Linked DNA regions of Homo sapiens: region 2 is linked to region 1. Evidence: read pairs that join two places in POLR2A ChIA-PET (ENCODE). Cell type or tissue: PC-9. All regions are shown on one strand.

What was found. ChIA-PET counts read pairs that join two places held together with the same protein. Peaks named below come from ENCODE experiments on the same cell type or tissue, not always from the same donor. Only the 100,000 strongest peaks of a DNase experiment are listed, where the experiment ranks them.
Region 2: POLR2A ChIA-PET joins it to region 1 with 18 read pairs; 6 of 35 experiments call an interaction of 5 or more read pairs at or near these places.

Annotation. Positions count from the first base shown.
Region 1 is chr5:107,656,110-107,664,109 of GRCh38, reverse strand. The region is part of intron 1 of EFNA5 (ephrin A5); the gene reads left to right. Among named protein-coding and RNA genes, the nearest start is that of EFNA5, 11 kb to the left of the region's middle. In PC-9, no CTCF peak of the experiment used is centred here; no DNase peak of the experiment used is centred here; H3K27ac peaks cover 277 bases.
Region 2 is chr5:107,501,718-107,509,717 of GRCh38, reverse strand. The region is part of intron 1 of EFNA5 (ephrin A5); the gene reads left to right. Among named protein-coding and RNA genes, the nearest start is that of EFNA5, 170 kb to the left of the region's middle. In PC-9, no CTCF peak of the experiment used is centred here; no DNase peak of the experiment used is centred here; H3K27ac peaks cover 849 bases.

The DNA.
Region 1 (8,000 bases):
TCTGAATATAATTTTCAAACAGTAAACCATATAGTTCAATGAAAACATTATTTTAAAATATTGAAAACTCTTATTTAGGCTAGCTAGTTGCTGAGAGACAGTAGTGTACCACAGTGATGGTTAGCTCAGCTTTCATTCAGGTAGAATTCTATCATTTTCAATAAGGAAAAATAAACCTTTGTCATCTTTAGAAACATCCTTCATACAATTGACAGTTGACAGGTTGAAGAAAATGTTACTGTCAGGTCTTATTTTCCACTCAAGTGAGGAATAAAAATACGTTTGAATGATTTTTAAAAATCTATTTTAAAATTATTTCAAGATGGATAAAATGCTCTTAATTTTTATATGCATATCAGAATTGATCTTCCAGTTGCTTTAGGGAGGGTCAGCAAAGTGTAGCTCAAGGAGAGATCGTCTAACAGTAAAGTTCCTATGATTTTTACTTTTAAAAAGTCAAGTACAGTTGATTTGATTGTAATAGGATATTGCTGCAAGTTTTATGATTGGATTCTTAGGAGATATAAGATATAAATATTCTTTCTATTATAGCTTATCAAGTGACCTGATTTTCATGACTGATGATCACGATTCTGGTGTGAACTAAAAGTGGGAGTTTTGGCATATGCTCTGGACAGTCATATATGTTAGCAAATATGTATATGCCTTGGACAATCATGTTGTTAGTACACATTGATTAGACCTGTTTTAAAAATCGCTTTGCTATTAATGATTTAAAATAACCACGCAGTATAATATATGGATTACCATGTTGGAAACACATGAATACCTACTTAGAGATTAGAAAAAATATGATTAAGTGCTTATTTCCTGATTTAGAAAAGCTTGTTTTTTGGCTTTCAGTTAAATCAGCGTGTTTTTTTTCCCCCCTAGAAGCAGCCATCTTGTTTTAAGACCGATTTTATTTCTTTCGTGAAATTGGTTCGGAAATGAATATGGACGATAGAAAAGGACTAAACCACTTTATGATCATTTTGGCAGGGCTCTCTACATTTAAAGCGCTATCTTATTTGCGAACTTACTAAAATGCTATCTTCTTATATTTAGTTGACAGAAAAGGATGTTTTAACTTAGTAATAATATGCTTAAACCCAGGCATATTATATATTAATGTTAAATGTTGGGCTGTACCATGTTTCCATACATATTTTTTTCTCGAAGCTTATACTTTATGGCTAACTTCAAAGTGATATATTAATAGCCCCTATTGTCACCTCCACCCTCAAATCCTGATTTCATTTTTCTGACTATGCTAAGTAGTTCTTTTTATTTGTTGGTTGCCTTTTTTTTTTTTTTTTAATTACTCAAGTCTACCCGGAATCTTTCTCCCGCAAAAGGTACTGATAAGAGTATAGGTACCTCTAAATATGAAGCAGTTGGGGTTAAGATGCGTTATATTAAGTCAGAGCCTTTTTGTCTCTGAAATATAGGCTCTTCCTATCACATTAGAACAAATCTTTCTTGTGGGTTCTCATAGATTATTTTACAAGTAAATTCATATTTGTTACTAAAAATTATGAGAGTATATCAACTGACTGCTATATTTTCTGTCATGTTTTGTATTTCTGGATACATTTGGAAAACCAAGTGACCTAATAAACTTTACTAAAAATTTATACTATACTGCTTACTACTGCATGTGTTTGATGATGGCTGGGAACATTATTCTCATGTACTGCAGTAAAAGCAGAGCTTCCGTAAGATTAATTTCAAAAGTAACCTGACTTAGCCTGATTAAGCTGGGCACAGTGAAATATTACTTATGTCACTTATGAAAAACTGCTTCAGTTCATTAGAGGTAGGATTTTGGGTGGTTGTAGATGTAGTGTAAAGGCAATAAATGCATGTTTTAATAACAGATACATGTATCGCGGTTAAAGTTCAGGTACGAGTTGACCATTTTTGCGCAGAAAACTTTCCTCTGATATCTAGCATCTGTTTTTCTTTGGCTAGTGAGAAGACTAAAATAACTTGAATGTTCAAAGTGACCTTTTGTTTTTAAATGAACTAACAAATACCTTTTGTTTTTTTTCTTGCTGTTTCCAAGCTGTCAGAGTTTCCATTTTAAAATTTATTAATTATTTATATATGTAAAAACTATAATTAAGAATTAGCTCTTGCCTCTTTCCCTGGAAATTATAAAAGTAAATGAAAGTATTTTTATATGAAACAGGCAGTGTTGTGGTTTGAATTAAATGAGGTTATGGCATAGTTAGGTTGGATAATTATAGTGCAAATTGTTATCTAGGTTGTGATGATGACAGACATGATACTTGATGTTTTATATTTTGTAGATGTCAGTGGGATATACAACTTTGTTACATTTACTGAACTCAATAATGTATAGACAACTTCACGTGCTTACATTTTTAATAGTTTTTAATTTTATGGAGACAAATGAGAATGGGGGGAAAAGGAAAAAATAATTCTAAGTATGGGAAATTATCTTTTGTGTCTAACAATTAGGTTAAACAAAGTGGGAGCAAATGAGCCTAGTTCCCCTTCTATTGTTTCAGGGCAAGAAAATACAGACAGATGTCGGAATGTGGAAGCGGTGACCTCTGACTTGCACAGCATGGCCACTGCCCTGGCACACAAGTGTCCTGAGCCACCATCGTAGCAGGATGCGTTTTTGAAGTGACTGACACTTTGAGATGGAGATCTTGAAACTGATTCTGTAGCTATTTGCAGACCTCCAAAGTATCAGTCTTTTTAGTTTTCATTTTAAGTTTCTCACCTTACCATTTATGAAAATGTTTCTTTGGCTCAGACAGAGCTTTTGTGGCTTCCGGATGGCTTCTCTGTCCATATAGTCGCTATAAATCTTTGCCTCCCAATAATTTTATTCAACATGTTGGGATAATGGAGGCTAAGGGAAGCTCAGATGTATGGTTCTGCTGCAGCAAAGTGTTTGCCTGCTTTATTTAGCTAATACTTTTTTTTTCTTCTTCTTCTTCTTCTTTTTTTTTTTTTTAACAGACAGATGAAAGCAGTGGTTTTGTTAAAGGCCTTTTCTTTTAGCCTCTGCTCTGCAATCTCGCCAGTAACCCCTGGGTTCAGACAGACCATTAATGTTTTAGATACTGTGGCATTCAGTGCTTTCTTCATATATTTGTTTACTGTTACTGCTTCAATAAACTTTTACGCCTATTTCAGTAGTTTTCTGGCGGGAGCTCCGTTTATTAAAATTTAGTGACCCAGCACTAAGAGGGGTACAGTTCAAATAGTGGTGCTTCTGACAGGGTTTTGTGTCAAACTAGAGAAAATAATGGGGAAACGAAAGCTGCCAAAATGTGTCTCCCAATTACTAATTAATAAGGAGAGAAGGGACCTCAGTGATAGATCTGGTGTCTGCCATTGCAGCAACTTGGGATACTTTATTTTAAATACTGTATAAAACAAATTAAACATCAGAGAATGTAGCACCCAGGTATTTTGTATCACAAGTGATAATTTTTTTAAAGTCTGTGAAAAGCCAGGCAAAAAACAAAATTTGAAATGAAATCTTTGTACTCTTTACCTATAGTATCAAAATATAAAGCTATTCTAAAGAGTATTTCCCTGATTAATAAGCAATTCCTTTATTCTTATTAATATTTTAGTTACAGACATGATAGTGTTCTTCTTGGTTTCAGTATGGGTGTAGCATTGTATACATACTTTATTGTCAACAAAGATTCAAGGAAACATTTTAAAATTTTCCCACCATATGCTTGTCATTAATATTTTGAAAATTACTGTAATTGAAGAACAGAACCTCCCCCACTTGCCAAATATATATATATATATATATATATATATATATATATATATATATATATATATATGTTTTTGCCATCTCAGAGGTTCCAGTCTTTTTCTGGCAGTGTTCCCACTGTGGTTGCTAGAACCATAATTAAATGCCTGTTATTAGTGTATTTTTTCCATAGCATTTACAGCATCAAAAGCAAAGGGTCTTGTATGGAACTATAGCTATCAAGGGAACAATGAAAACTAATTACACACTTTGACATCACCATAGTCAACTATACTCTTGGGAAGACAACATGACAGAGGTGGTGTGTGTTGAGGGGGTGGGTATATGTATACACGATATTCCATAAGAATATGTACACCTAAGGTCAGACATACCTATTGGTTTACCTTCATCCTCTGTTCTCTGAAGGAAAAAAAATGTAGAAAGGACTATTAATTTAGTTAATTAAAATGAAAAAATGCAGTTCTTTGTTAGGAAGGGTCTCCCTATTTTAGCGTTCTTCCTTTGTAATATGAACTGAGAGAACCAGCAATATCTGTGAGTCTGAATATCTCGTTATTTTGAATATTATTTTGGCATGGTCTTGTTATCAATACATATATTAACATATCTGACTATTATCATTACGTCTTTTGCAAATTATTTTTTTTTTACTTAGCTCTAGATTTTTCATTGACATCTGGTTATTTGAGAGCTAATCACTTCATTTATTATGTAAATCTCTCTATTGCTATTTTTCTCTTTTGATGGCTTTTAGCCATTTTATTGTCTCTGGGCCTGTAGACCTATGGAAGATTTGAGAAAGAAAAGGAAACTAAAAAAAAAAAAAAAAAAAGGAAAACCCAAAAAACTCAAACTTTTAGCAGCTTGGATAGAAGATTTGGTAAGGGAAGACCTTAAAGCTATTGAATAACATGAAGTTTTGGAATCAATTTTGGATTTCAGTCATCCACGCCATCCCTGTTCTCTGGTACCACATAGAATCAGAACTTGGTCCTATATAATGTTTTCCATTACTATTTTCATTCCTAGGGTGAGCACTCTTAGCTGTATCTAAAACCAAAGCCAAATAGATGAATTCAGCAATTACATGTTGACTTGAACTTATTTTTCCAAAGTTTTCACACTGAAGAAATTCTATATTCCTATATTGAATATCTAAAAGTTATCATTGATAAACTATTGAGTGATATTTGCAGAACACTGGGAGACATACAGTGGATTCAGGGATAAGATAACATTTGCACCTGTAAGGAACTTAAGACCATTGTGCAGATATAATAATTTTATACATATAATTATATTACAGAGTATAAAATAGTACCATAAATGTGCACATGTAGATTTATTTGACAGATATTTATGTCAGGTGTCCACTGTGGGCCAGGTACTGTTCTCAGTACTGGAGATACTGCAGTAAACAGCATATATACAGCATCCCTGTCATCATGAAGCATTCGGTTAGTAATTTCTAGGTCACTGTTTCTCACACTGTAAGGTGAACACAGACCTGGAGATTTCGTTGAAATGCAGATTTTAATTTAGTGGGTCTGGGCTACATAGGGCCCTGACAGTCTGCATTTCTAACAAGCTCCCAGATGACATTGATGCTGCTGGCCCATGAACCGTGGTTTGCACAGCAAGGTTCTAGATAAAATTAAGTGGGAGAGAGATGACTTCTGGCTCTTCTTCAAGGACTCTTGGTTGTATTTGCGCTGAACTTTTCATAGAGTTCTGCAGTTTCTAAAATGGCTCCGTATTTATGTGAAGGAAAATTATTTGCCATTTAAGAAGCCCAGAATGCCTAATGTTCCTTTCTAACCACTTTCCTTCAAAACTCAGACAAATAAAACAGATTTTTACATTGAAGTTTATGCTTCATTGAAAATACACCACTAACAAAGGTAATGGGACAGGGATTTCATTATAAGATTTGGTCTCTGTAGACAAATTCCACTGGAATAAAAATACTACCTTGGTCCAAAAAGTTTAAGGAGGATCCTGTCATAAATGTCTAAAGATATTAAGCAAACCCTCCCAAGATGTATTTTATGTGGCAATGCCAGAATTACACCGCAGAAACAGATTTTTAACACTTTCCAACTTAAATCCGTATGGTTAAATTAACCCCAAATGTTCTTTTTACATTAACATAAAAGATGACTAACAGTTTTTCTACTTTCAATGTCTGGGTTTCTTGTGGGTGGCTTTCAGGAGCCTGTAATTTCAATGGAGTTATAAAAGACTTGGGACAAAATGCGTTCTTTCTGTAAAGTTCTATGATTCTAGTAGTCTTAGTGAGAAACTTTTGCTCCTGTAGAGTCTAGGTAATATAAGATCTGCAAATATGCTTCTGCTTTCCTCACAGCGTATGTATTATTTGCTTTTTCAAAGCAAATCTTTGTATTAACAAGTAAGGAATGGAACTAGTTAAATTCAGAAGATTACTCTGCGTTTTTTGTTTTTTGTTTTTACTGATCTTCACTCTGTGTATATAAATACAATATTACTAATCTAAATGAACTTTCAAGTCTTTGAAAGCATCAGTTAAGTAGACTGACTTAATTGAAATGTACCTCTATGGAATGATTATTTTTAAAAGAGATAAAACGGTTTGTACTTTAAGTCAGGTGTATTTTTATGAAAGGAAACAGATGAACAGGACAGTGACCACTTAAGTATAATTTTATTTTAAAAAGAAATTTTTACCAACAATTTTTGATAGTTAATTTTAAAACAGAAGCAAATATTTTTCTTTTTAAATCCTCAATGGCTTTAATTAGAACATTGGGTACTATTTCATAATAACTATGAATATTATTAAGAATAGTAAATCAAGACAGTACTGTTTTCTTTGTAAGTTTATGTTTATGTTCACTGTGGTGTAAACGAGGGTTCTCAAACAGTGAATTTGGGGGTGACAAGCACTTAGCGTTTCCAGTTTTATGATTCTCATAGATCCTGAAATGCTAGAACCTTCTGTGACTCTGTGTGAACTTAAGTGGCTCCTAAAAAAGAACTATGCTATATGCTTCAAAGATTGTTAAATTTAGGAATAGGAATGGATTTGTTGAAAATAGAGTTGATATACCTAAGATTTGTGTTTTAGATGAAGTAGAAGATGCTCAGTAGTTCTTAATACTGTTTTTCACCTCCATTTTTAAAAAAAGAAAATAAGCACATTAAATTGTTTTTATTTAACTCAAAGTTATTAACAGTGACTTGTCATCATATTAATAGGTTGTAACCAAGTTCTTCCATATACTAATATATGTTCCTATACAGATTTAACTGCGTATAGTAAAAACATTGTGTTTATGTACTTTTTTGTTTTGAATTTTTACAGTAGCAACTATTACAGATCAAACTTTAAATTTGTTTGGGTGTTGGATAGGCAAGGACTCAGAAAGTAAGATATTAAAAAACCTATATCAGATTAGATTTGTCACTTGTCTGTTAAAATTTTTTGGTTTTATTTCAGAGCTAATTAAATTTCAGCTCTATTTGAGTTGTAAGTATGCCATTTATAGTGGTGAATCTAAGCCTCAGTTTCTTCACCCTAATAAATAAATGGGTATAATAAAAATATCTCCCTCAGACTTGTGAAAATTTAAAGGAATGTGTATATGTGGCAGGACTTTAAAAACTGATATAAAACTTGTAAAAAGAATAAAGTCAATCATACTTCAATAAATTGGGGGGGAAATAGAGATTTAAGGGGAGTTACCTCACTTTGAACCTCACTTTATATATATTCTTGTGAATCTCACTTTATATATATTCTGGTAAGTTGCATAGAAAATACATTCTTACAAATAAAACTTATTTTAAAAGCATCACAGAAGAGTTGAATTTTTAAAAGGTAGACCAAATTGTATCATTTTGTAATATATGTTGTTCCTGAGAGATGATTTGTACATTTACATTGGGTTTTATTTAAAGGAATTTACATTTTAGGTTTTATCTTGTGATTTCTAAAAGAGTAATAATGTGTAAAGACTGACTCTTGAGAGGCAAGTCTTCCAGGACCTTCTTCCCGGGAAAGGGATTTTGAATCTCCTTTGTAAAATTGGCCAGGTTTATTTTTAATGTCCTCCCTTCTCCTCTCAGTTTGTCTCTGCTATATTGTTTCTTCTTTGACTTCTAAAACCCTGATATTCTACTTTGGACTTCATAGTTATAATGAGATATCTCCATCTCAAAGGAGAAATTAATGAATACC
Region 2 (8,000 bases), 150 kb after region 1:
GTTCCTCATCTACGTTTTTAAATCATTTATAACCATTCATCTGTATATGAGTATATTTTTAAGGGGTGTAAAAAGAGTTGACACTCAGGCCGGGTGTGGTGGCTCATGCCTGTAACCCCAGCACTTTGGGAGGCCAAGGCGGGCGGATCACGAGGTCAGGAGTTCAAGACCAGCTTGGCCAACATGGTGAAACTCCGTCTCCACTAAAAATACAAAAAAAAAAAAAAAAAAATTAGCCAAGCATGGTGGCACATGCTTGTAATCCCAGCTACTCGGGAGGCTGAGGGAGGAGAATCGCTTGAATCCTGGAGGCAGAGGTTGCAGTGAGCTGAGATCGCACCATTGCACTGCAGCCTGGGCGACAGGGTGAGACTCCACCTCAGAAAACAAAAAAAAAAAAGGAAAAGAAAAAGAGTTGACACTCACTTTTGCTCTTTTGTGTTGGTTCTTTCAGATGAAAAGAACAAATAGTCATCTTAAAGAGTCTGTAAAAGGGTATCTAAAGACATCTGCTCTTATGTATTAATGGGTTATAAGAAAATTTTTAGCAAAATTGCATTAGAGACTACTAACATGTCACGCTAGTCACCATTGTTATGTAAGTGACACAAATTCTGATTAACTCAAGAGCGAAGCCATCCTATAAATAAATTTATAGGAATAGCACTTTGTCCAAATGCAACTTTGAAACCTGAAGTTTGCTCCTAGGTAATTAAAACCAGAATACCTAAAATATCCATTTAATCGAGGAACTATAAACTGTCAGGACAAATAACTGCAATACAATAAAGGAACACTGCAATAAGTAAATAAGTGAATGATTAAATGAAATGTTTCAAGTAATGAATATACCTAATTCTGTAATGACATTGGACATGAGAAAAATGAAATTATTAATTATTGAAACACCTTTAAGTGGAATTAACTTCTAGAACTTTTTTCTCATTATTATAAAAACAAGAATAATTTATTGCTTATACTTGTATTACTAGCTGTTTAGTATACTCTGAAAATAGTGATGGTTCAAGCTTGACTTACACTTAGTTTTTAGAAGTCTATTTAATTAAGATTATTGTTATATCAAGGCTGAAGATAATTTGAAAATGGCAGGGCTGACCTTGATATTTCAATTCTAGCCAGTTTGATAGCCCTGAAGTTATTATGAAAATTTGTCTGCAGTTCATGTCTTCAAGGTTGGTGTAACACAGATGAGGCCCACATTTTTATTTAAAAGACATATACAGGAATTAAACTATGCAGCAGAAGACACAGATGGAAATAGTGTTTTACAGCAAAAAACTCTGATGACATTCGTCTGTGTGTGTGTTTGTGTCTGTGTGAATAATTATCCAGAGAGCTGCTTCTATAATACGGTGACCTCACACGTGAGGACCTACGGTGTTCACATAATAACTGTGGTCACTGAAGGTGGATGCTATTCTAACTTAAGTACTGGCATGCTTTCAGTTCTGTTCCAAGAAGCCATCCATCTGCACTTCACTTGGCTCACAGTTCCACAGAGAACAAACAGAAGGATAAACTGCAAGTTTAGTTCAGTGGCAGGAGGAAGGAGACCTGATTTGCCCAAGGCATCACCTGATTTGGCCAAAGTTCCAAAGATGATGGGAGAAACTTTTGGGTAACTACCCACATTTTTTTCTGTGAGACTTTCTTCCCCACAATTCCCTGAAAATTAGTCTTTCAAAAAAAATCTTCAGATTCTTATCCTTTAATGGTTAGATCCCACCTTGTCCTCTTTCCTGGCCTTTCTAAGCATGCACCAGCCCACAGCTGGTTAATCTTTGCTCATTCTCCAGAGTGGCATTGTCCAATAGAAATATGTGAGCCATGTATATAATTTTCAGTTTTCTAATAGCTACATTTTTACCAAGAAATTAAAAATGCTGGTGATATTAATTTTATATTTAATTCAGCATATCCAAAATACGACCTCCTGGGTTCAAGTGATTCTCCCACCTCAGCTTCCTGAGTAGCTGGAACTACAGCTGCGCTACCATGCCCAGCTAATTTTTTTTTTTATCTTTAGGAGATGAGGTTTTGCCGTGTTGCCCAGGCTGGTCTCAAACTCCTGAGCTCAAGCGGTCCTCCTTCCTTGGCCTCCAAAAGTGCTGGGATTACAGGTGTGAGCCACCACGCCTTGCCATTTTCCGTTATTTATATCCAAACCCTTCATCCATTCCTGCATTCCCTGGCTAGGTTCTTAATTAATATAGGCTGCTAAATGAATGAATGATCCATTTTCATTGGCTCTATTGTTTTAATCTTTTAAAGTTTACATGGATGTTATTAAAGACTTATAATTTGTTTTATACCAAAATATACCAGAATTATTTTTCTAGTGTAGTCATATTTATAGCTTTATGAAAAACAGCAGAGGCAAAGCAGTCAACCATAGTTAGGAGATGAGATTTGTAATCCATATTTTACTGACAACTTTCTGTGTGACCTGGAGGTGATCATTTAACTTCTCTGGTCCTCCCATTCTTCTCATCTCTAAAATGCTGTGGGATTAGATTACTTCTAATGTCCTTTCTCATTTTCTGATTGTATCATTTATTTTTGAACAAAAGTTTTTTTTTATTTTGACAGATCATATTATATAAGAATAATAGCTCTCTCATTCTGACCTTCACATACAAACTTTTGATCATTTTATGTTACTTCTCTAATCCATATTCTGTATTTCATTTTCAAAAATTTAGATTCTTATCCCTGAAGATGATGCATTATTTCTGTATTCTTAGCCCGTAGGATAATAAAGCAGCAATAAATGTTTAATGAATTTTTACTTACATTAAAAACTATTAGTAACAGTTTGCTTCTTGGAGACAAGCCTTTTTCAGCAGGTGGTGAATGTTTCAGCTGTCTTTTTCCTTACTAAAGAAGGATTCTGAGTAGGTTTCACCCTCAAAATCTAGATATTATATATTTTTTGTTATTCACCTTTGTGTTTCCTGCAGCCAAAACTGTTTTTCCTGCCTTGCTCTTCTGATCATGTTATTTCCATGCTCAAGACTCTCTAGTGCCCTAAGAATAAATTTGAGGCTCCTTAGCTTGCCATTAAATGGGCTGCCCACCCTCCACACCTGCCTCAGGCACTCATTTCTCAAATCCCCTGCTCCTGCTCCTGCTCATCTGGCCCCAGATTGCCTCTCCTCTTTTCCAGTCATCTGATTCATTCCTATCCTTTAAGGTCTATCAGAGTGAGGTTTGAGCCCTATCTTCACCCCAGTCCATAATTTAGCAACCTTTGCTAAGGTAACCTTTATTCTTATTTGCCATTATCAAACACAAATACTTACACCAATAGAGTTCAGACTACTTCTTCAACTAAATTGTAATGTTCCAATGACAGGTTAATCATTTACTCTACTGGATGTTTACTATGTGTTGAATTCTCAGCCAAGCCTCACGAATAAAAAGAGCAAACATGCAGACAAATAGTTATAATATAGTTCCAATAAGTACAGAATTTGGAATATGTACAAGATATCTTGATGGACCAGAGAAGGGAGTAGACAACTGTTCCTGAGGGAAATCTGGGAAGGGTTCATGGAGCTGGTGAGTCCTAAGCTGGGAGTCATTTCAGGCAGTGAGAGGTACACAAATAAAGCGTAAGTGCTCAAGAGCTTGAAGTGTTTCTTGTGGCTCCCTGTGGTTGTGCTTTAGAGCAATATAGCATAGTGGTTGAATGTGTAGACTGGATCAGACTGCCAGGGTTTAAATCTTGGCTCTGTCGCTCACTAGCTCTATCACCTTGGGCAAGCTACTTCAGTTAGGCTTCAGTTTTCTCAAATGGAAAATGGGGATGATGCTGATGTTGATGATCATAATTGTTTTTTATCTCCAAGAGAAGGTGGGGGGGAGAGAAAAAGAGAGAGAGATGGGAAAGGGGGATTAAATGAGTTAGGTAAAGAATGTAGAATAGCAAGTACTTAACAAATGTTAATTATATCTCTTACTACTGATTCTCACAGTGTTGTGTACATAGGAGGTACCCAATGAATATTTACTGAATATTGAAGATTTTCACTACGCAATCAGTTAATATATTCACACGCTTTGCTATTACTGCATACATTTTCTAATGATATCTCTTAGTGATATGCTACTTTTTTGAGGATATAGGAGGGGTGTATGTGTGTGTATCAGTGATATGTGCCAGATTCATATTGGCTCACTAGGGGAAATTTTCCAATTCTGAGATCAATGACCTAAATCTCCTTGTCTACTATGATTTCCAGCTGTCCAGATTTCCCATATAGCATGCCCTAGGCAATGTTTGCAGATTTGTTGCATGGAGAATCAGTACACAGTGCACCTTGTAGTTTTACATTTTTCATGTAGGACTCAGTTTCTTTTCTAAAGAAATTTTTGTGAAATTAATAACAGGATGCCATGAAGCTTTCCTAAGTCCTTTGAACTTAAATCATTTGATATTATTTGAAATTGCCATTCATATAATGAACAGCATTTTTTCTCAGAGTTATGCAATGCCTACTGCTTCACAAATTATAAACTACGAATATTTTTACTTAACATATAACAGGTCCCTTATCTTAAAATTCATAGCATTTTTGCTTTGAATGGAGATCATTGCCAAGTTTTTGTTAGGCACCTTTTCTTTACAGAGCTTGTCCTTTATTATTAATGTCACAGTAGTTTTTCAGAACAAATTGCATTAAAGATACGGAAAAACAAAGGCTACCTTTTATACATACATTGGTTTATTGAAGCAATAATTGAATAATAAATAGGATGATATTATAGGGCCAAAATTTTACTACTAGTTATATGACAGGTTTTTCTGTTATAGCTATATTTTTGAAGCATTTTAAAATAAAATAATTAGGGTTATTCCTAAAGATTAAAATTCAGAGTCTACTAGAATAGTAATGAAAATCATTATAATTGTACTTTCACAAACATGTGCCAGACCTTTTAAGCTTGGTGCCTAAATAGGCTTCGACAACACTTTTTCATGTACTCCTACCAAATATCTTGGGGATAGGTAGGGAAGCTGTTCCACTGATTTTACAGATGGGCAGACTGAATCATAGAGCAGTTAAATGATTTGCCCAGGGTAATGTAGTAATTAGATATCTGTATCTGTCTGTGCTCTTTTCATTAGTTTATTCTGCAGCTCAAAATGTTTGTTCCTATAAGCATGCATATTATTTGTACATTAATAATGCATTTTCTATTTCTATAAAAGAAGAGAGAATAGCAGATAAAGCTCCAAATAGAGAAGACACATATTTTAGTAAGGTAGCTTTAGCATCTAGTTCTTTTTTATATATATAACATATCACTAAAAATGTATCCTCTTCGAGTGTAGGGACACATTTTGCTTTACTTAACAGCATTCATTTAAGAAAAATGCTAGTTTCATTTCAAGTCAGTTACTTTAAAAAATAATTATGTTAAAAGATATTTTAGCCCTTGTCAGTCTGTAATTCAAACCTTAAGAATGAAGCTCTTTTTTTAGTTAATTTAAAAAATACCCTCTCTTTAAATACTTTCATCCTGAACAAAAAAGACCTTTCTTTTGGGATTCCTTCTCTGCATGGCAGAGTTCCTTACAACAAAATGCTCGAAGAAAATAGGAGGTACTTCAGATACTTCTTATATAACTGATGTTTGAAAATGTTAGACTGATTGATGTATAAAAGTGAATTTTCCATAATGGGATTTTAAGTCATGAAGAATGAGGAGAATTGCCTGATTATTAGTTTAAAGGTAGCTAATTCAATGCATGCTGTAATACATTTTAAAAGCTCTGCATTGCAAATACTGAATGATGTAAAATACAAAATACACATCTTTTTATTTCCAAAGAAGATTAGAAAACAATAAAATATTAGAAACTGAAATTTTTAATTTTTTAATGGCCTTTTTAATGGGTAAACAATTTAGTAATAAAAAATATTAATGGTTATGAAGATAATAATTTTAAAGTGACTGCTGATAGCTTGGGTTACAAATAGCCTTATCCTTAAGACCTTATCTCTTTATAATTTAAGTGCTTTTACATATTTTGCCTCATTTACTTTTAAAGCTTCATGATACAGTGATTTGTGTGGGTGGCACAGTTCTTACTACGTAAGTAGTGAAACATAGCCATAGGTTAAATGATTTACTCTTAATTTTATGCTGACTTTTTCAGGCAATTTCTGAGGCTTTATGTTGCCTGTATTCTGAGCAACGAATGATTGAAAACAGCGAGGAATTCTGGAGATAGACATCGGAACACCTCTTCTTAGAAGATCACATTATTCAGAATCCTTAATGATTCTTACCTTTTGAATGACAGATTTTTAGTGGACATAAAAACTGCTAATGAAAGTAGGATGGTTAGAACTGTTGACATTTTACGTGAAGGCATTGCAACTGGGCAAAACATATTCAAAACATCAGGTAGTATTTTGTTCACTGTGCACCGAAGGCAGATGACTTCATTAACTGGTGACAATTTTACCAATCCTGGAAGCTTTGATCTTGAGGGGAAACGATCCTGCATAGTAGACAAGTTTATTGGCAATAGATGACCTGGTAGTAAACAGTGGAGTTCACAGCTGAAACTGCACCCTGTGCCCGCCCTTTCCCAACATGCTGTGATGCATTTTGAGCTCTTCCATTTTAGCTTCCATTATCCACCACCCAAGTTCTCAATTCAATTTCAGACTCGGGCAAAAGCCTGTAATTCTATTTGTTTTGGGTAAATTTAGCAAGCTGCTCCTGATTACACCTTAGCCAGAGACCATCTGTTGACTGGCGTGCCTCTCTGAGGAGTGGTTCCTGTAGGCAATGAATGGGAAGAGGGTTGGAGTGCTGCTGCTATTAGTAAGCAGATGCACCGTATCAGAGATAGTCCTTCCCGCCTTTCAATCTGCCAGCTCTCTGTATTGATGGAGTGTCGTATGCCTGCGAGTCGTTCCATCCTGAGGCAATGAGAAGTGCTCTCCTAGGGTCCATTTATCAAGTGCTTCTACTGGCATTTGATGGAAAGGAATTTAGAAGTCATAGTTTGATACACTTCGAGCACGGCCACGTTCTCCTTTGCACGTCCTGAGTATGTATGTATGTGTGTGTATATATCAACCCCATGTACATGCTTTTCAGCAGTTATGTGCTGTCAAAAGCCCCACAGATGAAACAACAAGATACAGCTGTGCTTCGTAATGTAATGAGTAAACCGCCACAGCAATTGTGTCAGGATCACAATTCTTTAAGGCACTGCTTCCTAAAATGATTGCCGGTTCATTTGCATCAGATAGGGAAGATGTGCTAGATAAATTCAGAATGTCGAGGAACAGTTTGATGTTGACTGTGGCATGATGAGGGATCTTTCTAAATGATGATACTGTTAGCTCGTGGCTAAGACGAGACTGGTCTAAACACAACAGAGACGGCAGTTTCCTGTTGCAGTGAGTCATGAGAGGAAATGGATAAAATGAACATAAATTAACTGCATTTCGTTTTCTAAGAGTTGGAGAGGGAAGGGAAGGAGGCAGTGGATGGCCAGTGTGCCTGAAAACTGGAATTAGATCGGTGAACTGAGAGGATTGGTTTCTGCCCTACGTTGGGTGAAGAGGGGCAGTCCTCATTGCTAACAGCCGCAGGTTGGTGTAATTAACTAACTTCCGTAGGCAATGCCCGGTGTACATCTTGAAAACCCATCAGATGGGGTATTTCTCACTGACATCAGCTTTTAAAGGGAGGAGGGCTCATAGTTGTATCACAGCTGCAGTACTTTTCTTTAAGGCAAGAAACAGTTTAAATCAGAGAAAATTTCACAGGATTCTAGATCGACTACTTTTTTCATCTAGTTCTATTATTTTGACCTTATGGCCGTTTTTTGTTTGTTTAATGGCGTGAATTAAAGTGTGACATTTCTGTCCATCTTTTCACGTACAAAATCAGCATTCGTTAATTCAGGTTATGAAAATAATTGCTGCTTCAACAAAGTGAGGCTTAAA